Linked DNA regions of Homo sapiens: regions 1, 3 and 4 are each linked to region 2. Evidence: chromatin contacts called from ENCODE Hi-C or POLR2A ChIA-PET data. All regions are on one chromosome and are shown on one strand. The core of a region is the stretch at or near the end of the contact, and the rest is flanking DNA. Distances in the headings are between cores, read along the strand shown.

What was found. Hi-C counts contacts between places; a loop is a spot of excess contacts on that map. ChIA-PET counts read pairs that join two places held with the same protein, here RNA polymerase II (POLR2A). Pooled maps may share reads with other maps.
Region 1: a map of ascending aorta shows a loop between it and region 2 (20-fold over the local background). The contact joins the promoter of BAIAP2-DT here to the enhancer-like site in region 2. A Hi-C loop is called at or near these places in 3 of 168 maps with a recorded cell type or tissue (CD4-positive, alpha-beta T cell, ascending aorta and naive thymus-derived CD4-positive, alpha-beta T cell), 4 of 37 single-sample maps with no recorded cell type and 12 of 50 pooled maps. POLR2A ChIA-PET finds 5 or more read pairs at or near these places in 3 of 52 experiments (CD4-positive, alpha-beta T cell, HepG2 and MCF 10A).
Region 3: a loop to region 2 is called in a pooled map, with 12 times the contacts of the local background. The contact joins the promoter of CBX8 here to the enhancer-like site in region 2. A Hi-C loop is called at or near these places in 3 of 50 pooled maps. POLR2A ChIA-PET finds 5 or more read pairs at or near these places in 4 of 52 experiments (A549, Caco-2, activated B cell and 1 more).
Region 4: a pooled map shows a loop between it and region 2 (4-fold over the local background). The contact joins the promoter of BAHCC1 here to the enhancer-like site in region 2. A Hi-C loop is called at or near these places in 1 of 37 single-sample maps with no recorded cell type and 4 of 50 pooled maps. POLR2A ChIA-PET finds 5 or more read pairs at or near these places in 1 of 52 experiments (activated CD4-positive, alpha-beta T cell).

Annotation. Positions count from the first base shown.
Region 1 is chr17:81,033,238-81,036,400 of GRCh38, reverse strand. BAIAP2-DT (BAIAP2 divergent transcript) reads left to right here and starts at 1,682. Exons shown (of 2, transcript NR_026857.1): 1 at 1,682-1,836; 2 at 3,003-3,163. BAIAP2 (BAR/IMD domain containing adaptor protein 2) reads right to left here and starts at 1,250. Exons shown (of 14, transcript NM_001144888.2): 1 at 1,093-1,250. The coding sequence starts at 1,146. RefSeq lists an enhancer at 438-1,433 and a silencer at 1,305-1,614.
Region 2 is chr17:80,452,959-80,456,258 of GRCh38, reverse strand. No RefSeq gene overlaps it. Among named protein-coding and RNA genes, the nearest start is that of NPTX1, 22 kb to the left of the region's middle. RefSeq lists silencers at 1,076-1,335, 1,596-1,805 and an enhancer at 1,013-1,842. Within about 2 kb of position 1,363, at least 39 of the 41 ENCODE cell types and tissues checked have a DNase peak (open chromatin) inside an H3K27ac peak, as active enhancers do; they include CD4-positive, alpha-beta T cell and ascending aorta, where a contact is called at or near this core.
Region 3 is chr17:79,795,289-79,798,326 of GRCh38, reverse strand. CBX8 (chromobox 8) reads left to right here and starts at 1,250. Exons shown (of 5, transcript NM_020649.3): 1 at 1,250-1,397; 2 at 1,787-1,830; 3 at 2,012-2,077; 4 at 2,204-2,270; 5 at 2,769-3,038. The coding sequence starts at 1,329. RefSeq lists silencers at 612-771, 802-1,011, 1,172-1,551 and enhancers at 923-1,217, 2,465-3,038.
Region 4 is chr17:81,393,835-81,397,264 of GRCh38, reverse strand. BAHCC1 (BAH domain and coiled-coil containing 1) reads right to left here and starts at 1,808. Exons shown (of 28, transcript NM_001377448.1): 1 at 1,630-1,808. RefSeq lists enhancers at 1-461, 462-1,070, 3,154-3,430 and a silencer at 3,096-3,365.

The DNA of each region.
Region 1 (3,163 bases), core at 433-2,932, 580 kb before region 2:
GGGCAGGGTGCAAGCCGGTTAGGAAACATGAACCAGCGACTGCCGGGTAAATACCCACTCCACTCATCGCCCAGCCTGTCACTGAACCTGCAGACAGTTTTGAAACAAAGCACATCTGTAAGAGATCGCCCAGGACCCAGGGACACCCAGAGCAGGGGTTTCTCCTCTGAGAAAATGCTCCCCGGCAGCTGCCGGGCTCAGGCGTGGGGGTCTGGACCGAGAACGGATGCTGAAGAAAGAGAAAACCAAGGGCCTGTTTGTCGGTATCCCAGCCACAAAAACGACTGGGGAGGGGGCGGCAGGGGAGGCTTCCAGCGGTGCTCTGCGGCCCTTGGATGTGAACCTGTCATTTCGCAGACGAGAACGTGGATGCCACTCTTAACACATCTGAAGCAAAGGCAGGCACGTCAGCCTCCTACACAATTAGTCTTCTCTCTCCGCGGTTACATAAGATGATAGATTATCCGTCCACCCATCCAGCCTGCCCGCGCTCCGACCTCCCACCTTAGGCCCCAGCATGGGCGCCGGGCAGGAGTTGTGGGAAGGGAAAGCCTGTTGAGAATGAAGTGCCCGAGGCTCGCGCAACCGCGCCTGGAGGAGCCCCACGGTGCCACCGCGCCGACCGCGGCCTTCAGACAGCCCCCATGCCGTCCTGGCCGCCGCAACCCCTGGGCCCGCCGCCCCCGCCGCCCCGGCCCTGCCCGGGTGTGCTACGACCCCGACCGGTCCGAGGGCTTCCGGGGCCCGGCGCGCGGCTCCGTTCCCGCCGACGCCAAGGCGAGCGCGCGGGGGCCGAGCAGGGCCGTCGGAGCGGGGAGTGCTCCCCGGGCCTGGGGCTGGGGACTGACCGGGCCGCGGCGCGCATGGGATGGGGGGGCCCGGGCGGGGGTGGCCACCTGTGAGCGGCCGGCGCCGGGCTCACCACCCCAGCAGCCCGGGTCCCGGGTGGCCGCGCCGGGAAGACCCCCAAAGTCCCAGCCTCCTGGCCCGGCGCGCGGCCCCGGGGCCGCCCTGGTCGGGCTCGGGCGCGCGGGCGGCGCGCGACCCAGGCGCACACGGAGCGGGCTCAGCTCGGCGCCGGGGGGCGCTCACCTTATAGACATTTTCCGTGAGCCGGTGCATCTCCTCTGAGCGAGACAGAGACATGGTCCTGGGTCCCGGCTGCACCACAGACCGGAGCGGGGGACGCAAGCGGCGGCAGCAGCGGCGGTAACGGCAGCAGGACGGAGACGAAAGCGGACCCGAACCACAGAGCCCGGCGTCCGGCGGCGGCCACCTTTATAGCCGCCTCAGGCCCCGCCCCGCGGCAGTCCCCGCCCCTGCGTCCCGCCCCCGTTGCGCCCGCATCACCGCCCCCGACCACCCGCCCCCGCCCGGCGCTGCCGCTGCTAGGCAACCGCCAGGCCCCGCCCCCGCACCGCCCTTTCCATTGGTGGGTTCCGGAGAAGGGGGAGGGGGGCGGGATCGGAGGTGGGGCCTAGTGGCCGACTCCAGGCAGCGATTGGTCTGCGGCGGCGTCGATCCTGGGGGAGGAGAGGGGAGGCGCGGCGCGGGCTGGGGCCCTGGGAGCAGCCTGAGGGGGCCCGGGCAACAGCCGGGCTGGGGGCGGGGAGGCGGGGGCGGGGTGGCGCAGGAAGAAGGAGCAGAAGGTGCGGGGAGGAGAGCGGGGGGCGCCGGCGGCAGCGCGCGTGGAGGCGGCACTTCGCGAAGTGGCACTTCGGGGCGGGCGGCCCGCCGGGTCGCGGCCTGGCGCTGCGGGGCGGGGAGCGGCTCGGACGCAGGACGCCGCGGGCCGGGCTTACAGGTGGGAGAGGCCCCGACCCCGCCGCTTCGCAGGTAAGCCCGCCGGGCGGGCGGCGACCCCCCGGCCGGCCCCTCGGGGCAGAGAGGAGAACCCTGGGGGAGGGGGTGCTGCAGGAGGACCCTGGAGAGAGCTCGGCCCTGGAGTGGGGGACGACTTGGAGAAGGAGGATTTCGGGGGAGCATCGTGAGGAGAGGACTTGGAGGGAGGATCCTGCAGAAGGTGAACTCTGGGGAGGACCCCAGACAGGCAGACAGCGCTTGGGGGCTTGGGGCCGGGATTCTGGAGAGGGGAGGACCCTGGGAGAGGAGGGTTGGGGAAGAGGATCTTGGAGGAGGGCCCTGGGAAGGAGGATCTGGAGAGGGGACAGGGGAGTGTCCTGCTGGAAGGCCTGGGGACAGGGCGACCCTTAGGGACGGGGAGGACCCTCCTGCCGTCAGAAGATTCTCGTTGGAGGCAGTTTACTGAGAGAGAGAGGTCTCGGGAAGGAAGGGTCGAGGGCAGTAGGAAACGAGGGGCCCGGAGGACTCTCATGCGGTGGAAAGCCCTAGGGGGTGGGGGAACCTTGTAGGAGGAATGGAGGAGTCAGAGCTGCCTCCAATTTTTAGGAAGGGTCCTGCTTAAGGGTCCTCCCAAGGGGAGATTCTGCCGGGGAAGCTGGCCGAGTTGGCACACAGGTCTCCCGGTACAATTCCCGTGGAGAAATATTTACATAAATTAGGCTAACATAGAGGAATTATTTGTTTTACGTTGTGAAACACCAGATCTGAGCGTTTCCGTTTAATGAAACCTCTCAGTCTCCCAGCCTCCCATCCCTGCAAAATCATTCATTCATTCATTCCTTCAACGAGTCAGGCCCCTGGGGGAGACGCAGTTGTGCTGGCTGGCCGGCAGATCCCCAGACTGGCACGGGCTCAGGCCGATGGAAAGACCAGGGAAGTAAGATTCAGGAAGCATTGCCTCCCTCCCACCACAGCCCCGCGCCTCCTCTCCTCCGGCTGAATTTCCTTCCAGCTACTGGCCCTGGCTGCTTCCTTTTTCTTTATTGTCTCCAGTGTTTGGGGGTAGATCCCTGTGTATTTATTTTCTAGGATTCTTTTGGTGGTAAATGACAGAAAGCTCGCTCAAACTGGCCCTAACAAATGAGGGCATTTACCTGAAGGTAGGAGCATCTCCACTGACCCTGACCCCCTTCTTCTAGGCCAGCTTCCTGCTGTGTTCCCTGCACCCACCGATCTCACACGCAGCCCTAGGACAGACGTCCACTGGCCTGAGTTGGGTCTGGGGCCAACACGGAGCAGGTGGGGGTAGAGCAGCTCTGCTCGCCTGGAGGAAAGTTGAATGGCTGGAACCAAGATGACA
Region 2 (3,300 bases), core at 114-2,613:
CGTACCTGGAGGGTGGAGCCCTCCGTTGAGCCTGCTTGCTTGAACTTCCCTTCCTCCCCTGCACTAGCAGGCCCCTCAGGCCTCATGGGGACACTCTTCCCCAACCCCCTACCTCACCCCCTCACCCCTCACCTAGAAGGAGGTCAGAAGAATTTGGTGCCATGGAAAGGAACATGGGGCATGGAGCACTTGAGGACACTCCCGGGACCCCCTCTGCAGGGGAAGGTGGAGCTCTGGGGCCAGAGGCTATGAGAGCACCAGCCAGCTCAGTGCACATTTGTCTGAGTCCGGAGTCCCAGTGCTGCTGTGAATGCGCTGAAGGGGTGAGGCAGGGATGGGGTGTTAGGGAGGAAAGAGAACTCTTTGTGAGTCACATTTCAGACGCCTCCATTCCCATTCATACATTAGGGTCTGTGGGGGACTGGGGCACATCAATATATTGTTAGAGAAAAAATGTATATGCAATATAAATGCATTAAGAAAAAAAAACACCCGAAGAAACGATTCTGACATGTTAATAGTGGTTCTATGTGGCAGTGGGATCGAGGATTTTTATACCGTACTTTCATATGTTTTCCAAATTTTCTACACCAAGCACGTGTTAGTTACGTAATTTAAAACTTATTTATTTTTAAACCAAATTCTCCAGCCAACTGTGCTTTTCCCCAGTTGCAGTAACTTTCCTTTCAGTCAGGTTTCTGGGTGAATCCAAAGAACAAGGCGGCCTCTCAAGCCCACATCATGTCACGTTCATATTTTCATTCTTCCTTCGTTGGGCCGGCTCTGCGGAGGCCGAGCGCTGGGGCTGGGGCGAGAACGGTGTCCCTGTCGTCAGGGAGTTTCCAGCTAGTGGCCTTCTCCCGCTTCTCAACCCATCCCCTCCCCTGTCCGCCGAGGTCGGGCTCTGACGGGAGCGGGCCGCCCTCCGTCTGATAGGTGCGGTCTGGGGAACTTGAGCTGCCCAGTCTCCCTCCTTCTTTCCCCTGCTGCAGACCCCAACTCTGAGCTTGGGGGACAGGGAGGCCGAAAGGGCCCTGTTAAACGCTGGGTGCTGGGAAGCCGCCCCCTCCAGGGAGCCCTCAGGACCTCAGGCCAGGGCTGGAAGCGAGAGGAGGCCGGAGCCCAGGGAAAACGGGCGACCGGGGGCGGCGCGCGTGTCAGTAAGGAGCCAGGCGGCGGGGACGGAAGCTCCGGGAGGGCGGCGGGCCGGGGCGGGTGTCAGAAGGCTCCGATTGGGCCTTCTGCGGCCCTGCTTCCCCCGCCCCCGAACCCCCCAAAAGCTGCGGGCAGCGGCAGGGCGCCTGCGACACAGGGGCGCGCCGCGCGGGACCTGAGGAAAAGCTACGGCCAAGCCCCGAGCACAGGCGCGCCGCCGCGCTGGCTCCGGGAACGCGGACGCACGGCGGGGCTGCCACAGCAACGCAGACAGGAGCGCGGCGACTGGCGGAACCGCGGAGAGGCGGGACTCAGGAGGCGTCTCGCGAGAGTTAGGCTTCGCGGGCTTCCGGCCGGTGCCGGCCGCGGGGGCCGACGGGGTTAGGCTTCCGGCGTGGGTTGTGTGGCCTCTCCCAGCTCCACGCGTTTCTGGGCGCCGGGCACTAGGCGAGCCGGCCGGGCTGGCGCGAGGCCGCAGGCGGGAAGAGTCCCCGGGGTCGGCCCCGAAGCGGCTCTGGAGGCAGTAGCCGGGGACGCCGAGGTCAGGGAGGAGGCGGATCCGAGCGCGGTCCCGCAGGGCCCTGTCCGTTCTTCCGCCTCGGCCGGTCCCGTCAGGCCGCCTTTAAATGCCCGGCGCCTCGCACCTGCTAACAAAACGAGCTCCTGCTGTTCCCCAGCTCCGTAAATGGTGCCCCTGGCCCTCCCCAGTTCTCAGGCAGAGCCTTGGCGGCCTCCCTGACCCCTAACACCCCGCATCCAGCCCGGCAGTACATCCTGTTGGCTGTGCCTTCGAAATTTCCCCAGACCTGACCTCTTCTCCCACCTCTGCCACCACCCTGCTCCGAGCCGTCTTTTCCCGCCGAGATGACTGTAGTAGCGTCTCAGCTGGGTCTCCCCGCTTCCACCTTCCCCTCCTGAGTCTCCTCAACACAGGAGCCAGAGCGATCTCGGAAAGTACAGGAGGTCATGCCCCAGTGTGGTTCCCCTTTCCTGGGTTTAAGTCAAGGTCCTCACCGTGCCTGCCGGCCTCCCGGGTCTCTGCGCGGTGGACTCTGGACCTCCCTGCCCCGTCCTGCCTCAGGGCCTTTGCACCTGCTGTTACCGCGGCCTGGAACGCTCCTCCCCTGAAACCCTGTGACTCCCACTTAGTGAGGCGACCACCTGTTGAAAACCGTGCCCCCTTCCTATACAGATGCTCCTGTCATATGGGGTTAGATTCCCCATCAACCCATCATAGGTTAAAGCATTGTAAGGCAATTTACGGTAGGTTTATCCGGATGTAACCCCATCTGTAAGCGGAGGAGTATACTGAATGTGTATGGCGTTTGTACCATGGCAAAGCCAAAATGTAAGTCAAACTCGAAGTCCAGGACGGTCTGTGGCCTGTACTCCCTTGCTTTCCCTCCCCGGCTCTTAGCGCCATCCAGCATCGTTGATAATGTAATTTGATGTGTATTGTCTGAAAGCACCAAGACGGCAGAGTTTCTCTCTTATCCAGATCACAGTGTGTGCTCAGTAAACACTAGACTGAGGGGGTGTATGAGAGGTCTTTTTTTCCTCTCTCCTTCCTCAGGAATGGGTGAAGATGAAGTCCTGTAAGGCAGGAGCTGGATCAAAGAAATATCCCGGGTCTTGTCTGTGTGCAGACTGTTGTTTGAGGACTCTGCTCCAGTTCTAGCAGCGATCGGTGGCTCCCTTGGGTGACTCTCCAGAAGGAAGGGTGCCAGCATGGACTGGTGTCTGCTTGCCAGATGCCCTGAACAGCTCATTCCTCAGGAGGCCAGGGGCGCCTCAGGAAGTGCTGTCAAATGCAATCACTCTCAGAACCCTCTGGGCTGAAAGATGTCATTGATTTATGCTGGCAGCCCCGCGCAGCACTCTGCTAGGTGTTGAATTGTCTGGAGAACACCTGGTATCACCCTCAAGGCCCCTTAGTCTGGTAGGAAGGAATGATGAGGAAGAGGCTGTGTGGAAGTCACAGAGAAGGAGGAGGGTGGGATCAGTTTCCAGGGTGGGGTCTCTGGAAGTCCTCTCAGGGGTTCTCAGGGGGGCATTTCTGCCTAGAGCAGCAGGTGTAAGGCGTGAGCCATGGACGAAGGGAAGGAGCCAGCCATCATTGATCGCCTCCTCTGTGCTGGATGTGGC
Region 3 (3,038 bases), core at 1-2,500, 660 kb after region 2:
GACCCGGCGACGTCCCCCAGCTTCCCGCGCTGGCGTTTCTCGCAGGATGTCCGCCGCCCACGTTGGGAAGAGCGGTGGACAGGAAGTGCGCGGGCCGGGCGCCGGGGTTCGGGGAAAGCCAGACGCACCCCCAGCCGCTCGCCCCATCCTCTGCCGGCTCCGCCCAGATGCCCTTAGCCCACCCAGGCCCCGAGCAGGGGGCGGCGAGGGGAAGGCGAGGTTCGGGGCCGAAGCCTGGCGGGGGCGGGCAGCTTGGGCTAAGGGCAGGGGCAGGTGGCTGCGGGCGTCGGGGATGGTCGGGGGGCAGGAAGAAGCCGCGCGACATCCTCTGTGGGGTCCTGGGCTGCAGCCGGGCTCCGGAGGGAACAGCCCGGCCTCCACCAGGTCTGTGTTCGGCTTCGGAGCCGGGGACGAGCGCTCCAGCCAGCCCGGCTCGCAGGGCCCGGAGGGTGGCCGAGGGCAGGGCCGCGCGACAGGAGCCTGAGACACATGCACATTGATTTGTTAGCGGGACCCGGCTTGGGGGGGGGGGGGACGTTGCCATGGAGACCGGGGGTCGGGTGTGCGGCTCCGGGGGAGGGGGGCGGGGGCCGGGGGAGAAGCCAGCCGATGGGCGCGCCGCAGGCTCTCGGGGTTCGGGCGCGGCCCGCGGCGCCCCAGCACCTGTGCATTGTGCATTGTGCGGCGCGGGCGGCTGGGGGAGGGGACCGCGCGAGTCCTGGGCGGTGGGGGTGGGGCGGCGGGCCGGGGTCTGCCGAGGGGCGGAGCCGGGCTGACATCGCCGCGGGGATCCCAGCGAGAGCTGTGGGGGACGCCGAACGCCGGAGGGACAACTTGGTGGCGGGGGAGGGGGGCCCCGGCGAGGACAGAGGGCGGCCTGCCCCCCTCGCCAGCCCCGCAGACTGACAGCGGCCGGGCCCGCCTTCCCCTGGCGTCACTTCCGGCGGCGCCCCCTCCCACTCGCGCGCTCGGTCTCTGGAGTCGCCTCGGACTCCGCCCCCTGGCGATTGGAACGCTGGTCACGTAGCAACGCGGGGGAGAAAGGCAGAGGGGCGTGGCTCGGAGCTCGTCCAATCAGCGTGCGGGGGCGCAGGCCTCCGGCCGCTCGGCTTTAGCAACGTCGTTAGCAACACGTGGGGCGGGAGGAAGCACTGGGCGGAGGGGAGGGGGCCGAGCGGAGGAGCGCGGGAGGGGGGCCGCGGGAGGGAGCGAGAGCGCCGGGAGGGGGAGGAGAACTGACGTCAGCGGGAGAGTATTATGGTCTGTCGTGCGCTGGCTGCTGCTTTTCTGCTCCTGGAAGCGGCCAAGGGGGGAAGCGGCGAGTCAACATGGAGCTTTCAGCGGTGGGGGAGCGGGTGTTCGCGGCCGAAGCCCTCCTGAAGCGGCGCATACGGAAAGTAGGTGCCCCCGGGCCTAGGGCCTCCGTGCGGCCGGGCCCTCCCCTCCCGGCCCGGGTTCCCTCCCCCTGCTGCAGCCCAGCTTCCCTTCCCCCAGGTCCCAGCAGCGGCCGCGGCCGTGGCGGCGGCGGCGGCGGCAGCTCTGAGCCCAGGCGCTTTCCTTAGACTTGCAGCGATGCACGGATTGCATGGGTGGGGGGCGGGGTGGGGAATGAATGCCGGTGCATGCACTTTGTGCAGCATTAGGTGCAGGGGTGATGCAGCGGGCGCGTGCCTTTTGCGGCGGGGTTTCGAGCATTCATCTGGTGCATGCATTTTCGCATGCATTTCTTGTATCCTCGTCATGCGTTTCTCCCCATGCACACACATTATCGCCTTTGCACCCGCAGGGACGCATGGAATACCTCGTGAAATGGAAGGGATGGTCGCAGAAGTAAGTAGGTTATATGCAATTCTCAACCCCAGACTGTTATTCGGGAGGTTTCTTTCTTCCTCTTTTTGCCTTTACATTGAAATACAATACAATGCAATGAGAAAAGTTACACACACACACACCCCCTCTGCTCTCACCCTGCTCCTGGGACTGATGCCCACTTCTTCCTGATTCCCTTTAGGTACAGCACATGGGAACCGGAGGAAAACATCCTGGATGCTCGCTTGCTCGCAGCCTTTGAGGAAAGGTACAGACCCTTCCAAGTCCCAGCCGCTCACTTAGAAACAAGTAGAGTGGCTTCTTTCCAGCCTGGACTAGAGTCCCACTTGCTTTCTTTACTCACGCACCCTTTCTCCTTTTCTTCTTTCTCCAGGGAAAGAGAGATGGAGCTCTATGGCCCCAAAAAGCGTGGACCCAAGCCCAAAACCTTCCTCCTCAAAGTAGGTTGGCAGTGTCCAATGGTGGAGGACCATGTTATGGAGTGATTTGTGGGAAGGGGGCTCTGAGGGCTGTGAGCCAATGGGGTGTCCACACATGTTGCCTATTTGTAATGTAGGAGGGAGTTCCCTGACAAGATGTCACCAAGTCAGTAGCAGCACCAACTGTGTCTGGGGGGACGGGCTTGGCCACACTAGAATTCCTTTACGCTCCCCCTCCCAAATGGACACAATAATCAAATGCAAAAAGTGTACTTTTTGCAAATGACTACTTCCAGCCAAATCTTCTACCTCTTCTCTCATCCTTCTACCTCTCAGCTCCAACAGCCATCCCACCCATTCATCCAGCCATCCACCCACCCACCCACCCACCCATCCATGCATCCATGTAGAAATTCCCAGGCATCATAGGGTAAAGATAGGAGGTCAGGGATAGAGGAGGAGTCCTGTGGGGGTGGACAGGGCCCTGCCCCACTCTTGAGACCATCTTCTCTCCTGCAGGCGCAGGCCAAGGCAAAGGCCAAAACTTACGAGTTTCGAAGTGACTCAGCCAGGGGCATCCGGATCCCCTACCCTGGCCGCTCGCCCCAGGACCTGGCCTCCACTTCCCGGGCCCGGGAGGGCCTTCGAAACATGGGTTTGTCCCCGCCAGCGAGCAGCACCAGCACCAGCAGCACCTGCCGCGCAGAGGCCCCTCGGGACCGGGACCGAGACCGGGATAGGGACCGGGAGCGGGATCGAGAAAGGGAGAGGGAGCGAGAGAGGGAGCGG
Region 4 (3,430 bases), core at 559-3,058, 940 kb before region 2:
TCTCACCAGCCTGCTCGACTTTTTAAGCAAACAGGAGGTGGATTACTGTCGCCTGCCTGCGCCGCCACGGCTCTGACCGGATTGGAGAGAGCTTTTCTTTGTGTTCTCTCCTCCCGGGGAGAGGCCGCGCCGCGCCTCCGCGTCTGCCCGCGCCGGGCTTCGGGGGCCTGGGGAGCCTGAGGCGGCCAGGAAGTGGGGCGAGGAAGGGCGGCCACACGGCCCGAGCTGGGAGTCCCACAGTCCCGCAGCGGCGACGCCGCCACCCGCCGAGTGCCGAGGCCCGGGGCCCACTCCCAGCCCAGCTCCAGGAGAGGCCGCGCCGGAGGACCGCGAGGACGGCGCCGCAGCGCCAGGTCGGGCTGAGGTAAGGGAGGAAATGGAGCGAAAAGTGGCGGCGGGCAGAGGGCCCCGGGCGGGCGGAGAATCGCTGACGAGGGCATTTCGGAAGGAACTGAACCTAGGAGCACAGGGCTCCCTCCCGGGAAGGCAGGGCGTGACCCTGGAGCCGCCGGTCCCTCTTGCCGCGGCCCCAGGCGTGGCTGGCGCGCTCCAGGATCTGGAGCTTCTACAAGTTTGCTTTGTTTCCTGCTTTTGCATCTAAAAACCCGCTCTCTCCTCGCCCGCCTGCCGGAGACCAGGACTCTGGCCCGTCTGCCTCCCTCCGGCGTCGTCTCCGGGAGCGCGGGCGCGGTGGGGCCTGCAGGCCGGGCTGGGACCAGGCGCGCCTTGGGGCGCGAGTGGCTCGGCCGTCGCCGCAGAACCCGCTCCCTGCGAAACAGCCGCACCCGCTCCCTGGGAGAGTCATGAGAACTGGGGTCGCGCCTGACCCCCGCGCCCGAAGAAAACCAGCCCGCGGACCCCGCCACACGGGCCGTGACCCGAGCCCCGCGCGCCGTCCCGAACGCGCGCGGTGAAAACGCCCCGCTGCGCCGGCCTTGCTCGGTCCCCCTCCTCCACCCCCACTTCTCCGGAAAAAAAAAATTCTGAATTGGGAACGAAGACCCGAAAAACTCGCCATGACCATTCCCCTCCCCGGCCCCTAGCTTCGGCCCGGAAGGCCCCTCAGGGCAGCGGCCGTGGGTACCACGACCCGGCCAGTTCCCCTCGCCGCGGACCGACCGGGCAGGGCCAACCCAGGACTGTTCCGGGGAGGGGAGCAGGGTAGGGGAGCGAATGTTGGGGTTCGTTCGTGGGTCACCCAGAACTGGGCGCACGCTGGCGGCGCCCGGACTTCGCCTACTGTCCGCCCGGTGCCACCCGCGCGGCTCGCGCCAGACGCAGCCTGGCGGTCCCTGTCCTGTCTTCGAGTATTTGTTTTTAATGCTGGGTGTCGATCGAGACAACAAGCGCTCAGAGCAAAGCAAGGATGCATTACGGGGGTAATTTTAAACCGATCGATAAGATTTTTCAGAGAAAAAAAAATCGCTCATAGTCCATATTTTTTAAGAAAAAAAAAAGCCTCAACATTTTAACGGATTTTGTTAAAAGGGAAGATATATACTTCTTAACATCACAATCCTGAATTTCTTTTGCTAAAAAAAATGTAAAACCCCAAAGCCAGAATAAAAAATAAAATAATAATAAAAATACAAAAACAAAAAAAAAATGAAAGCAATTTCAGTTACTTACTGGAGGCTGTTTCCTGGATACAACTGAATGCAATACAATTAAATCAGTAAATGTGACTTTGTTTTGTATTCCTATTGGTATTTTCAATGTGCTGACTGTTGCACTGTAAATGCACCGCTTCCACAACAACGACTCTAGCGAGCCCATCCAGAGCGGCTCTCAAACCTGCAGCCTGGCGCGGCGAGCCACGGGCCCTGCATACTAATAAGCTCGTGCCACTCAGCCCGGAACAGCCAGCGCGCTGATTGGCCGCGCAGCCCTCCACGGCCGGGAGCTCGTGCCACTCATTCGGCGTAAACAGGCCTCCCAATAGGCTGGCGCCGGGCCAGGGAACTGCCAATCAGGAAGCAGCGGGGCTACTACCAAGCCCGATGGCGCCTAATTCAAGCCCGGCGACTGCGCAGCTCCTCTGCGCAGATCATTGCTGCTGAATGGGAATGTGGTGGCGCAGGGCGGGAGAGGGAGCTGGAGCGAGCGAGTGCGCGTGTCCCGGCGGAGGGGGAGGCGTAGACACAGACACAGACACACACACACACATATATGTTTAATCCAGCAGGTCTAACGTTTGGCTTCTGCCGCACAGAAGGCCAAGGGAAGAAACACCACCACCCCTTAAAAGTAGCTGCTTTTTCTCCCTGGAATCTGTCTGGCAGGTGGCAGGTAGGCCAGACCTCCAAGCCCAGAGGCCTCCCCAGGTTGCCTGGCCCATCTACCGCTCTGAAGCTGCTGCCTGCCCGGACCCGAGCTCGCGGATGCACGCACGCACGCCCGCTGCTTGGGCAGCAAAAGCTTTGAATAGCCCGTCCGGCTCTCTCCTCCCCATGACCTGGGGATCAGACCCTGGGAAGTGAGTTCTGAGTCTCCAGCCGTCTACATTACTGGCTCTCAATTTTATCTCCCTCTGCCACACTTTGCAACAGAGCAGCTACTAAAATGAAAATCAGGGATTTATTGAGAAGACAAGGATTGCCCTTTCTTCATCTACACCTAGATTTAGAAAATATTTTCAGTTTGGTAATGGGGGAAGCGGGTATGGTGTGGTAAACCATGTATAGTATTTCTCAATGCTGCTCCCTGTCTGCCTATCTGCTAAATCCTCACTCCAACTAAAGCAAGCCACTGAACAATTTTTATCGTAATCAGATGCAAACCACTTCTAAAATATTCCGCAAACAAATATTTCTGTTAGAATTTGGTTTCCCACCCAAATGCTATTTATTCTCAGGGAGTCGAGGTGATGTCTTAGTGGCGATGGATACATTTATTTTTGCTCCTCTTTCTCCATGTGAATCTCTGCCTCCCCCTCTGGGGGAAAAAAGGATATTTAAACTAGGAGCCAACTGACAGATTCACACGCATTCGAAATTCTCCACCGTCTCATTCCGGCAGGGACACGAAAGAGTTAAACTCAAAGCCTGTTGTCTCTCTGTTTCCCCGCCCCCACTCCCGCTCCCGCGGGACCGCTGGGATTGGTTGGCACTCCGCCAGTGGACTGTCCATCACCGAGTGTAAACAAGGCGCTGATTGGCTGTTGTCCAGTCCGCACTGGGCCTCCTGAAAAAAGCAATTACTGGCTCCGCGGTTTCAAGGCGGCCCAAGGCCGCTTGATGAAAGGAGATAAGCTGGGGACCGTTTCCAGGATCCCCGCGGGCCGACCGGGGCAGCCCGGGAGCCGAGGTGCGGCGGAGAGCCCGCGGATCAAAGGAATCTGGAGAGAAAGGGGAAGCGGGCGGCCGGCCCCGGCCGGCCTTCCCCCCCGCAGGCCACGCCGACCTGGGGTGGGGGGCTGCGGGCCGCGGGC